Regions from separate parts of the Homo sapiens genome. Here region 2 is linked to region 1. The links are chromatin contacts, found by Hi-C or POLR2A ChIA-PET in ENCODE. All regions are on one chromosome and are shown on one strand. The core of a region is the stretch at or near the end of the contact, and the rest is flanking DNA. Distances in the headings are between cores, read along the strand shown. Region 1 overlaps DIP2A (disco interacting protein 2 homolog A). Region 2 overlaps PRMT2 (protein arginine methyltransferase 2).

Region 1 (5,312 bases), core at 1,011-3,510:
TCCACGGGGTGATGCTTCAGACAAAGGTCTCAGACGCGACTCAGAATGCACGCGTCTTGGTTTCCACTACCTTTCCAGACTCCATCAATGGCAGGCTGTGCGGAGAACCCCGTTCTACCAAACGAACCCTAAAAATTAAGGGAACAATTTCAGTACAAAATTTACTACACAGGTAGTAATGTCTGAAAGGGCAGATCATGACGTTGGAAATGATCACTCTGAGGGTCTGTTGACAACAGTCAGGATGTCAACCTTTCCACAGCACACCTGCCATGAATGGCAGGGACACCCCAACCACGCTGCGGTCCCAAGTGCCGCCACCCGCATGCACTCGCCACCCACCCCATGTGCTCACAGCAGCTCACTCTACATTTCGTTTAGGTCCTCCCTGAACCCAGCAAGCCCCTGGCACCCAGTAAGCTAAACCTAGTGTTTACATCAAGCTACAGTGTGGCCATACTTGAGAATCCAGGACTGGGATCTGAGCTTCAAAGCTGGGAGGGGCCCTGATACACATCTGACCACAGACCAGCAAGCACACACTGTATGCACCACCATCGTTCATCAAGATGAAACTAAGTCAGATCCTATGACAGCATCAGGTAAGAAACGTTCTTGCCAGTAGATGGATAACTTGTCTTCTATCTGTCCCTATCCCTCTAAAAACCAAATGTCACATGGGTCATCGGGTAAGAAACGTTCTTGCCAGTAGATGGGTTACTTGTCTTCTCTCTGTCCCTGTCCCTCTAAAGAACCAAATGTCACAGGGGCCACTCTTATTCTTCCTGGTTGTGTGACAGATAAAGGGATGTTAACTGCAGCCCTGGGGACACGGGCGCACAGAGATAGACACTGAGCTCCCCTGGGAGGCACGCCCGGAGTGGGGCACACAGCTCTCCTCTTCCTCTTGGTGCAGATGGCCCAATGTAGCCAGCTGTCCTCTCATGTGCCCATCCAGGTGTCCCGGTAGGCCTGACTTGGCCCCGCCGTCCTCTAATGCCTGGGTCCCGGGGGTGCATAGTCAGTGCAGACCTGGTTTGCATCACTTTGCCACTGGGTATCCATGGGGCCCAGGCAGGCTGGGAGCATTACCTGTCATGGCGCAGTGCCCGCATGTCCACGTAGACGGTTGTGGGGTCCGGGCCAGCTGTGCCCTGGAAGGAGAGCAGCAGAGGAACTTCTGTTCAGGGGCCTCACTTAACATCTTGTTTCTACAGGTACAGCTGCATGGCAGCTCCTCCCTGGCCCCCGGGGACACCCAAGAAGGTAGCAGCTCTGCTCCCTGCAGTGAGTCCGCCTAGGGGTTCAAGGTCCCCCAGGCAGTCTGATGCTTTCCATCCAAACATCCACAGAGCTTGATAATATTGAGCGAAACACTCAATGACTCTGAAAACACCAAATCATGCCACTTTACATTTCAGTTCTAACAACTTTCTATTCCCACTGGTCTCTTGCTGTGATGAAAACACCATTAGGATTTGAGGGGCATTTCCACCATGCTGTCAGGCAGGGCCTTGCCTCTCACCAACCAGCCTAATTCTACCGGGGACTGCTCGCAGCCGAGACTCACTCAGGTGAGATGGATGGCAGCCTTCACCTTTCTACTCTCTTCCTTTCTGAATCTTACAGTTAACATTAATCCCGACTAAAGGACATTATGTGTCATTTTATTCAATAAGGAACATCAATTAAATGAGTACTCTGATCAACATCACCCTTAAAGATCCCAGACAACATAACCTGTGTCTGCACTGGAATTAAACACCTCTGCACTGGAACTAAACACAGCCCTTCCTCCCAAGGCAATGCTATGAGCATTAACATTTTTTGAAAATAGTTTTACTTTTAAATTTGGTTACAAGGGAGCTTTTGTAATATGTCAAGTAATATCCACTGTGAACAAAGTAAGACAGCAAAAGAAACATGTTTGTCTAGAATTCACGAGAAAGTCACATGAACTCATGGGAGGGGGAAGCACAGAGGCACCAACAAGGTCAAGGTCAAGGTCATACCTGCTCAGCCAGCTTTCCCAGCCTGTTGGGCTGACAGAGGCCAAGGAGGCAGCAGAGTGAGACAGGGAGGAGACAGCCACAGGAAACACACACAGAAGCAGCAGCCACATGAGAAACACAGGGAAAGAGAGAGCAAAACCCACCTCTGTATCTTAAAGAGCAAACGTGAACATCCCATTAACATCATTTCTGCAATCATGTGTGGCATCCATACCCTTCCGACGTCTAGCAAGGAGGCCCCAGGCTTGCAGACGCAGAGCCGCTAACACAAAGGCCGGCACCCACGCTCAGCCACAGCCTACACAGGAAGCGAGCTCACAAAAGGCTCCCGCCCGATCTCCTCTGCTGCGTGACAAGGGTCTGAGGCTTGAGTGGTCAGGGGTCTTTTTGTGGTGAAGAGGGTGTGAGCAGAGCCCCCGCCCTGCCCTGCGTGCACTGCCACTGTGATGGGGAGGCACAAGGCCAAGCAAACACTTTGGAAACAGAGACAGACCTGCACTCAGCCCTGCTCTGGCACGGACAGGTGCCATTTCCTTCCAGCTATTCTTGTACTATGTGGGTGAATAAGGCGTTCAATATGTAGGGTTATCTAAAAAGCCATTTGGTTTTAAGATGTTTTTAGAAAGAAATGAAATTGAGATACTAGTACAAAATCTGGGCAACAGCTGTAGCTATCTGAGGAAGCAATAAACAGAACTGCCGTGAGCTCTTCAATCTCTGAAACTTGGTGCTACCTATGTTTTTTTTTTTTTTTTTTTTTTTTTTTTGAGACAGGGTCTCGCTCTGTCACCCAGGCTGGAGTGCAGTGGTGAGATCTTGGCTCGCTGCAACCTCCTCTTGCCAGGTTCAAGCGATTCTTGTGCCTCAACCTCCCAAGTAGCCGGGACAACAGGCGCGCACCACCAGCCAGCTAATTTTTGTATTTTTAGTAGAGACGGGGTCTCATCATATTGTCCAGGCTGGTCTCGAATTCCTGACCTCAGGTAATCCGCCTGCCTCAGCCTCCCAAAGTGCTGGGATTATAGGCATGAGCCACCACTCCTGGCCTGAAACTTGGTGCTTCCTTTTAATAAGACATTTCATGGTTTCAGAAATGAATTTGAGTCAACACAAATTACCACATTTATTAATGTTTCAATTTAATATTGCTAGATATCTTAAAACAGTAAGTTCAATCTTGCTTTAAGAACTTAGCTGTGTTTTATATCTAACTTAGAGAGTCTTACAGTTATTAGTCACTGTTCAAAAACAATGTGTTTTTTTTCCAAATAAGCCTTTCTCCAACTAGAATAGAACATCTTTAAAAATAAAACCCTTGAAGCTAAAATGTTACATGGAAATGAGATATCAAAGGCCCAGAGAAGGAGAAATAGATCAGGCGGCTACAAAACGGCACATTAACAACTGGGAAACTGGGTCTCCATGCTGCCAACAGCCAGCTTTCGAGAACCGCAGCCCCAGGCACCTCACCTGGAGGCAGATGGCCACGTTGACCCTGCACCCGAACGTGGTGCTTACGGCGCGGGCCGGCAGGCCCAGGTCCTTGAAGAGCTTGGAGAAGGACTGGGTCAGCGCAATCCTGGGCCGCTCCTCGGCGACCACCATGCACGTGCGCACACATGACAGGTTCACCCCCTTCATCTGCGGGAGGGGTGAGCGGTCAGGCCACGGCCACAGCTCAGTGAGTTGCCAGGGCCCTGGGCACTGTTTTGGGAAATCTCCGGGTGGGCACACAGAGGTGGAGCTGGACACCAACCTCCTCTCCGCAGGCTGTGTCTGTTCCACAGAATCCTACGTGTGGATGCGCTAAACGATTCCCATCTGACCTGCATCCCACACCTGCCCTCCCACGCGGCCAGACTTCCACCCCGCTATCTCGCAGGGACCCTGCCCTACCCCCCACCCTCCTCTCCTGCGGGGTGTGGAGCTGCAGAGACAGGTGGGCCGTGGGAGGACAGATGTGTACATAGGGCCCCTAGTGGGAAAGGGTTTTCTCTACTTCCTCCAACTGCAGGGAGGGGCCTTGGGAGTCTTGTTTTGTTTTGTTGTTTTTAAACTTCCCAGGGCTGTGGTCTGCAGCACACTCAGAAGCCCGGGTCTGGGCACTCACCCTGAGGACACCCGTCTGTGCGCCTAGGCCCTTGGTGCACATCTCCATCACAGAGTAGGAGCAGAAGGTGACGCGGGCCTTGTACTGGCTGACGGCCGACAGCCACAGGGACACGTTGCTCTCCAGCTCCAGCGGGGGCACCAGCACTGATTGGTGTCCCGAGTAGACACTGCGAGAGGGAAGGCTCGTGAGGCTCCGCCCGCCCACCCAGCACCCTGGGCACTCCACTCTTCCCTTCCTCAAGAACACTTCTTTTCCAGCCACAACAGGGGCATGATTTCTGTTCTGACGCCAAGTGGGGGGGTTTGGTGGAAAACATGCCACAGGGTGAAGGTTGGGGGATGGCAGGCACGGGGTTCTGAGCTCTGCTCCGAACACTTGGAGAGGATCCGGGGACACCACTCCAGAGGCATTCACTTCTAGAGACGGATCGCCACTTTCTAGTGTTTGAAGGAATCAAGCAGATTCTTCCCAAGTACTGATAACGGACAGTGTATTTAATGAAAAATGTATTTTCACTCAATTTCAGACTCAGACTCCAACCCACTTCATCCCCAAACAAACCCACTCACACACATCTCATCGGCTTCCTGAGCACCCAGAAAAGGTGCCTTAGAAGGCCAAGGTTCCTAAGAGCCACACGAGCTGCTCCCACCTGGCAGGCAGCAGGGGCCCTGCACTCACCTGCACAGACACCACAGGGCAAAACCAAGGCCACAGTAGGGGTCGAGGCAGATGGCGATCTGCCGCGAGGGGTACAGCTCACACTGCAGCTTTATGGAGCGGCATAAGGCGCTTGTGGCCGCGTGCGACATCTTAAGAGTAAAATAAAGTTCAAAAAAAAAAAGTGAAATGAAATTCAGGAGGGGAGAGGGTGGATGGCAGTGTCCGCTGTTCACATGGCTAGACCATAGCTCCGAACTACCAAACATCATATTTATTTCCTTAAAAGACGGTTGGCTCAAATCCCCATATAACCTAAATAATACCCAAGAAATGGTACACTAAAAATCTTTGAAACAAAATTTCAGGGTAATGAATTTTTAAAATTTTTTTCTTTTTTTTTTTTTTGAGGCAGAGTCTTGCTCTGTCGCCCAGGCTGGAGTGCAATGGCACAATCTCGGCTCACTGCAACCTCTGCCTCCCGGGTTCAAGCAATTCTCCTGCCTCAGCCTCCTGAGTATCTGGGA
Region 2 (5,849 bases), core at 1,851-4,350, 100 kb before region 1:
CCTGCCGAGCCCAAGCGTGTTTGTCTGTGAAGGACCCTGACGTCACCTGCCAGGCTAGGGAGGGGTCAATGTGGAGTGAATGTTCACCGACTTTCGCAGGAGTGTGCAGAAGCCAGGTGCAACTTGGTTTGCTTGTGTTCATCACCCCTCAAGATATGCACACTGCTTTCCAAATAAAGCATCAACTGTCATCTCCAGATGGGGAAGACTTTTTCTCCAACCTGAAAAAGATAAATGACAACAGGTCAATCAGATGATAAATCATTTGATTAACATACTACATTTCCTAATGGTTTAATATTGGACAAGAGAACAGTATTCAGGTGCAGAATTTTTTTAAATGACAAACTTTTAACAAAAACTTATCACAAAGCAAAGCACAAAACAAATATAAAAAATGAAGGAAAACCATTTATTTTTATTTTCTTTGCCACATTAATCCTGAGCCCAAAGAAGAACATTCCATTTTCAGCAGCCTCTGAGACAGGAAGCCCAAGTGAGCTGGGCGAGCTACACATGAATTCACACACGGATCCGAAGGCTGCCAGTCAGAACACGCATCACAGACGACACGCCTAGACTAACTGCTGCCTGGGAAGCCACAGAGGCCTGTGTAAAGGGAGCGCCAAGGCACAGCTCAGGCTTCTGTCCATCTGGGGGACCCTCTGGACATGGCACAAGGGGCCTCAGGCTGATGTGGGTCTCTGCTCTCCCTCACTTACCGTGTCACCTGAGGGAATGACTTCCCTGACTTCCCTTCCAGAGCCCTCCACTTCCCGTGCTGTCAGATGGGAAATGAAGCCAATGACAACAGGCGCTTTCTGTGTAAGGATTAAATCACTCCTGCACAAAAGGCGTGGACCCCAGTGTGGGCCAGCATCTGCCATCACTACCACCACCCAGGCCTGTCTCCCTGAGGACCGGCACCCACAGGACAGAATCTTACAACTACGTATCTTACTTTTTGAGATGTGGGGTCTTGTCTGGAAGTGACAGCCCAGCTCAGAGCCACAGACATGTGCCTTCTCCACACTGGGTTTCTCTGCAACACAACTGAACCCGTGACCACGTCTCCTGTATGGACAGGGACTGGGTCGTCCATCATGAACAGCGTCTGCTTCCAGTGTGTGGTGCTGCAAGACAGGGGTGCGTGTGACCTGGAGGCTGAGCTAGGGCAGTCTCCACATGGCCCTCGGGGCGCTGACTCAGGCTCGCACTGGCTCTCGCCCCCAACAGCACCCACACAGCCGGCAGTCCACCCTGAGGGCCTGGGGACACAAAGCTTGGCTTTTCAGGCTAACTCAGGGAACATATACACCCCCAGCCCTGTGATCTAAAGGGACTCTATGGGATACACTGGGATCAAAGTTACGCTAGTGAGACAGATCCTGCCAATGCCAAACACAAGCTTGCTCCTGAGACCACTCAGATTCCAGGAGGTGTGGACGGCTCACCCTGGGTGGCCCAGAGGATGCGGGAGCTCAGGGGACACACAGCTGCACTAAAGGTCCCGTGTGGTGTCGACTCCCCGGCCCGCCAGGAGGACGGCTGTGCAACCCCTTCCTGCACCCTTGCCTAAGCTGCAGAGGCTGGTGATCTAGCTCCTGCTGTTAAACTGTGGTGTACACAGACAGAATCAGGTCCAAGGAGTCGCTTCTGTGAAGGTTACAAGGTGAGGACAACTGTCACATTTGGGGGGAAATAGTAAAACGCTATGATTCTGCACTGGGTTGCGTTGGAAACATCTCTAAGTTCCTCAGGCTCTGTCTTCCCTCAAACTCCCACTGTCCACGGTGGGGCCAGCAGTGAAGTGGGGGGCTCCTCAGGTCTCCAGTTTTTCCCTGACTCTGGTCACACCCCTCACCCCAGCCTGTGCCCCAGGTCACTGCCCCCTCCACGCCCCCAGACTCGGGGATGGGTATAACTGGCCTCCAAGCTGCCCACCTCCACCCGGTGATGGCACTGGAGGGGCCACCACAGGACTCTTGTGATGGGGACCACATGCCAGGCCAGGCCATCAACCCCGCACCTCTGCGACCTCCCTGGAGCCGGGGTCCCCTCGCGGGGCCACCACGCTGGGAAGTCAGCGGGGCAGGTGCCAGAGCGGGGTAGCCAACCCCACCCAAAGGGAAGGCCTGCAGGGCCCTGAAGGCAGCTCCACTGCCACACATGCCCAGGGTGCTGGCGGGGAAATGTGTCCCAAAAAACAGGCACCTCCAAAAACGTCAGGTGAACCCCGACGCCCCGTGGAGGCGCTTTGGGTCAGACCATGAAGAGCTGTGGTGCTCCTCGCGGGGTGGAAGACAGGGAGCTCCTCCCGTTGGGGCTGTTGTCGGAGGGACGCCCAGGCTGGGCCCAGAGTGGTGGCGAGACCCGGAAGGGGGCACACAGGCTGCGGTGTCTACACCACCCGTGCCCCCATGCGCGCCGCCCCCACCCCACTGCCCGCGCCCCCACGTGCCCCACCCCCCCACGACCGCCACGCCGCGTCCCACCCCCTCCTGCGCGCCCCATCCCCGCACCCCGCCTACTCCCCTGCCCCCCACCCCGCACCCCGTGCCCGCGCCCCGCACACTCACGGGTGGAAGGGCCCGGTGCTGAGCACCTGCGGCGGCTGCCCCTCCTGCAGGCTCTGGAAGTGGACGCTAAACCAGGCCGTGAAGCCGTGCAGGGTCCCCGCCTTCCTGATGTCGAAGCGCAGCTCGCCCCTCAGGGTCTGGGTCAAGCAGATGACAAGGCACGCGTGGGCACCGCGTGGCACCGCAGGGCCCGGGTTGGGGCGGCCCCCTCCACGCGCCCCGCGCAGACGCTGAATGCGTCAGGAACCGTAGAAAAGCCCCCCAGCCTGGGGAAACCACCCCCAAAACCCGCATCGTGAGTTCAGAGGCTTCAGTCAGAAACGTTTCAAGCATCTGAGCTTCTTGCGCCCAATTTTCTACCCCAGATTCTGCGGAATCTTTTCGGCGCTCAGCTCTTCCAGTTAAGGAGTTGGAGAGCTCCAGGCTGGGCCTTTCCACAGCAGAACGAACTAAAAACCAAAGCGCGCCGGCGCCACCGCGCCCGCCCCATCTCCAGACGCGGCGCCAGCTGGGGCGCCAGGCAGGGCGGGGGCGCGGGGAAACCGCCCAGAGCCCACGAGCGCCACCGCGCGGCCACAGACAGGGATTCACGGAGGGAATTCTAACGATTCTGTCATGAAGAGTGGCTTAAAATACTTGAAAAAAACTGTAATGCAAATACCATAATGAAACGAAATATAATTTATTTGATTTTGAAGATGCTGAGAATATTAAACATAAATCTAAAATGAAGACGCTGGAGACATAAAATGGTGTACAATATGAAAGAATCAAAATAGAACGTAAAAAAGAAAAAAGACTGGAAAAAATCAGTAGCAAACGTTTTATAAATTCACTTATTTGCATAATAAAATAATTAGTTATTCACTCACACCCCCAGCACTCACTGAAGGTTTTTGATAAGCCAGGCTCTGGTCTGAGTGTTTCGTGGTCACTGATTATCGAATGTAAGGAGCAATTCATCTTTTTCTCACCTCTAGATCAGAAATTTGCACGGTTCTCATGTCCAACTGCAATATAGTGCACGGTTCAGAGAGACAGTCTTCTGGTTTCAAAATGTGGTTATACTTGGGCTTTGAAAAAAACTCCTTAACTGCTAAAGATCTAGGGGAAAAGGTCAAAGCGACTGTTGAGAGTCATTGCAAACATCTTAGGCTTCAAAACACACACGTGGGACCGCGGTGAGTGCTCTCCCTTCTGTGTCACCAGGATGCTAAGCCACTATCTGGGGCCCTGGAACCCCAGAGCAGCCCTCAGGCCTCCACAGGCCCTGGGTGCCTCCCGCTCTGAGAAGACCCAGACTCTACCCAGGCATCCAGAGACTTCCTGAGCCTGACCTGGAGGCATTAAGGAGCCTGCCAGTCACTGGGCGCTTCCCTGTGAGGTCTCATTCATGGGATCTGAGCACACGGAAACCAACGCTCACCCCTCATAACCCAGAGGACAAGGGGAGTTGCAGCGTGTCTTGCCTAGTTTTAGAATGTATTTGATTTCAAAATCTTTTGTGGATCTTCTATTAACAGTAAATGAACGCGGTATTCCTGCTGTAGGTTACTCTATAATAAACGAAAGGAACTAGAAGGGCTGAGGTGGCCTGAGTGAGTCTGAGTTTCAGGAGAAATACTTGCTCTGTTGCTACACAAATTCAACACAGAAACAGACACTAGACGCCGCATGGCCCCTGCATGTCACCGTTTGCCAACCCCCATCACTGGCTGCACTAGGCTTGTAAGTCACCGATTATTTACCACAGAAATGTTGTAAAAAATAAGCAAAGCAGTAACTTCTGAAATAGCAAATAAAAGTGAATGTTTTAATAAAGATTCCACTATATTTACACATTTATTTTTCTGATAAAAAATTACAAATTTAAAAATTGGAAACTATGGACAAGTATAAAGAAAAGCTTAAATTCCCCATATGCCTGTCTTAGCATTGTGATATACTTATTTTTATCCCCCAGACATATTTATATAAATTTATTTATGCAAGCAAACATCCATTCTGTATACACGGTTTATTCTGCCAAGCTTTACTGTCTCTTAAACCCTTTCTAAATATCATTACATATCCCTAAAAACCTATGGTTTCTTTTTTAACAGACACACAGCAGTGCTCCACCAGATGGATATACAGCAATTCAATCACGTTCCTCTGGACGGCCACTGGCTTCCAGTGCCGGGAGGAACACTCAGGTGGGAGGCTCTGGCAGTGACTGGGGTGGGCAGCCTGATGCCAACCTCTAAGGCCCTGGCAGCCACACCTCCCTGCCACTGCCAGGCAAGCCTGGGCTACTATTTTAATTTACTCTTTGCTTGTCTGGTAGGGAAAACAGCATGTATTTTAATTCGCATTTTAACTACTAACAACATTATAATTTTTCATATATTTATTGGTAATTTTATTTATTTTTTGCGGTTTGCCTGTTCACATGATTGGGCTGCAATTCCATCTGGCTAGTCATCTCTTTCTAATTGATTCCAAGACCTGACAGCACGTGATTTCTCTAATTACTTGTTTGCTTTTACAATCGTGTTTTTGCTGATTTCTGCCACATAGACTGCCAGATTCTATCTAGCCCAGGGTCCATTCCATCCATTGTTGCTGCTCATTTCTCCACCTAAGATGGTGCACACAGGCCCCCATGGATGTCTGTCGCTGACGCTGATTCCATGCAGAATTAAGTTTTCACGTATGGCGTGAGAGAACAAGGGCTAATCAACTGCTCCAGAATAATTTGCTGACTTGGCCCTCACTCCCTCCTAATCGTAATGCCACCTTTTTCACATACGAAAATTTTTGTTCCTTGCATTCTACCCTGCTCTGCCCATCTGTCTTGTTATAGCACCATACTGCTTTAATTACTCCAATGCTACAACAGATTGTCCTATCTGGGTGCACAGGTACCCTCATTTATCCAACCGTCGTATGGGATCTCCCAGGGCCTTGGCCCACCTGCAGACTGTGGACCAGGAGGCCCCACAAGACGGTGCCAGTCCCAGCTGTGGACACTTACTTCAGAGCGCTGAGGTTGAACTCGTACGCGTTGTCCCAGAAGAGCACCTTGCTACGATAATCCTTATCAGCACTGCAGGGCACAAGGTGCAACGCAGCCATGGTGGGCCAAATGACCCCGTCCTCCTTCAGCCAGGCATCCCGGGCATACAGGATGGACTCGATCATGAACTCAAACTGCATAGGAGTGAAAGACACACAGGAGACACATCACAGGCCCCGCGGCTGCACAGGCCTCTCACCACCACATTCGTA

What was found. A loop is a pair of places that touch in the nucleus more often than their neighbours do. ChIA-PET counts read pairs that join two places held with the same protein, here RNA polymerase II (POLR2A). Pooled maps may share reads with other maps.
Region 2: a pooled map shows a loop between it and region 1 (2.3-fold over the local background). The contact joins two enhancer-like sites. A Hi-C loop is called at or near these places in 3 of 50 pooled maps. POLR2A ChIA-PET finds 5 or more read pairs at or near these places in 5 of 52 experiments (CD8-positive, alpha-beta memory T cell, activated T-cell, activated naive CD4-positive, alpha-beta T cell and 1 more).

The regions. Positions count from the first base shown.
Region 1 is chr21:46,556,564-46,561,875 of GRCh38, reverse strand. It overlaps DIP2A (disco interacting protein 2 homolog A), which reads right to left. Exons shown (of 38, transcript NM_015151.4): 30 at 4,807-4,937; 31 at 4,123-4,291; 32 at 3,483-3,653; 33 at 1,093-1,154; 34 at 71-128. Among named protein-coding and RNA genes, the nearest start is that of S100B, 46 kb to the left of the region's middle. Within about 2 kb of position 2,260, at least 14 of the 41 ENCODE cell types and tissues checked have a DNase peak (open chromatin) inside an H3K27ac peak, as active enhancers do.
Region 2 is chr21:46,658,667-46,664,515 of GRCh38, reverse strand. PRMT2 (protein arginine methyltransferase 2) reads right to left here. Exons shown (of 12, transcript NM_206962.4): 8 at 5,596-5,771; 9 at 3,554-3,683; 10 at 2,580-2,716; 11 at 962-1,133; 12 at 1-221. The coding sequence ends at 189. Among named protein-coding and RNA genes, the nearest start is that of PRMT2, 26 kb to the right of the region's middle. RefSeq lists an enhancer at 2,961-3,010 and a silencer at 3,111-3,220. Within about 2 kb of position 3,100, at least 6 of the 41 ENCODE cell types and tissues checked have a DNase peak (open chromatin) inside an H3K27ac peak, as active enhancers do.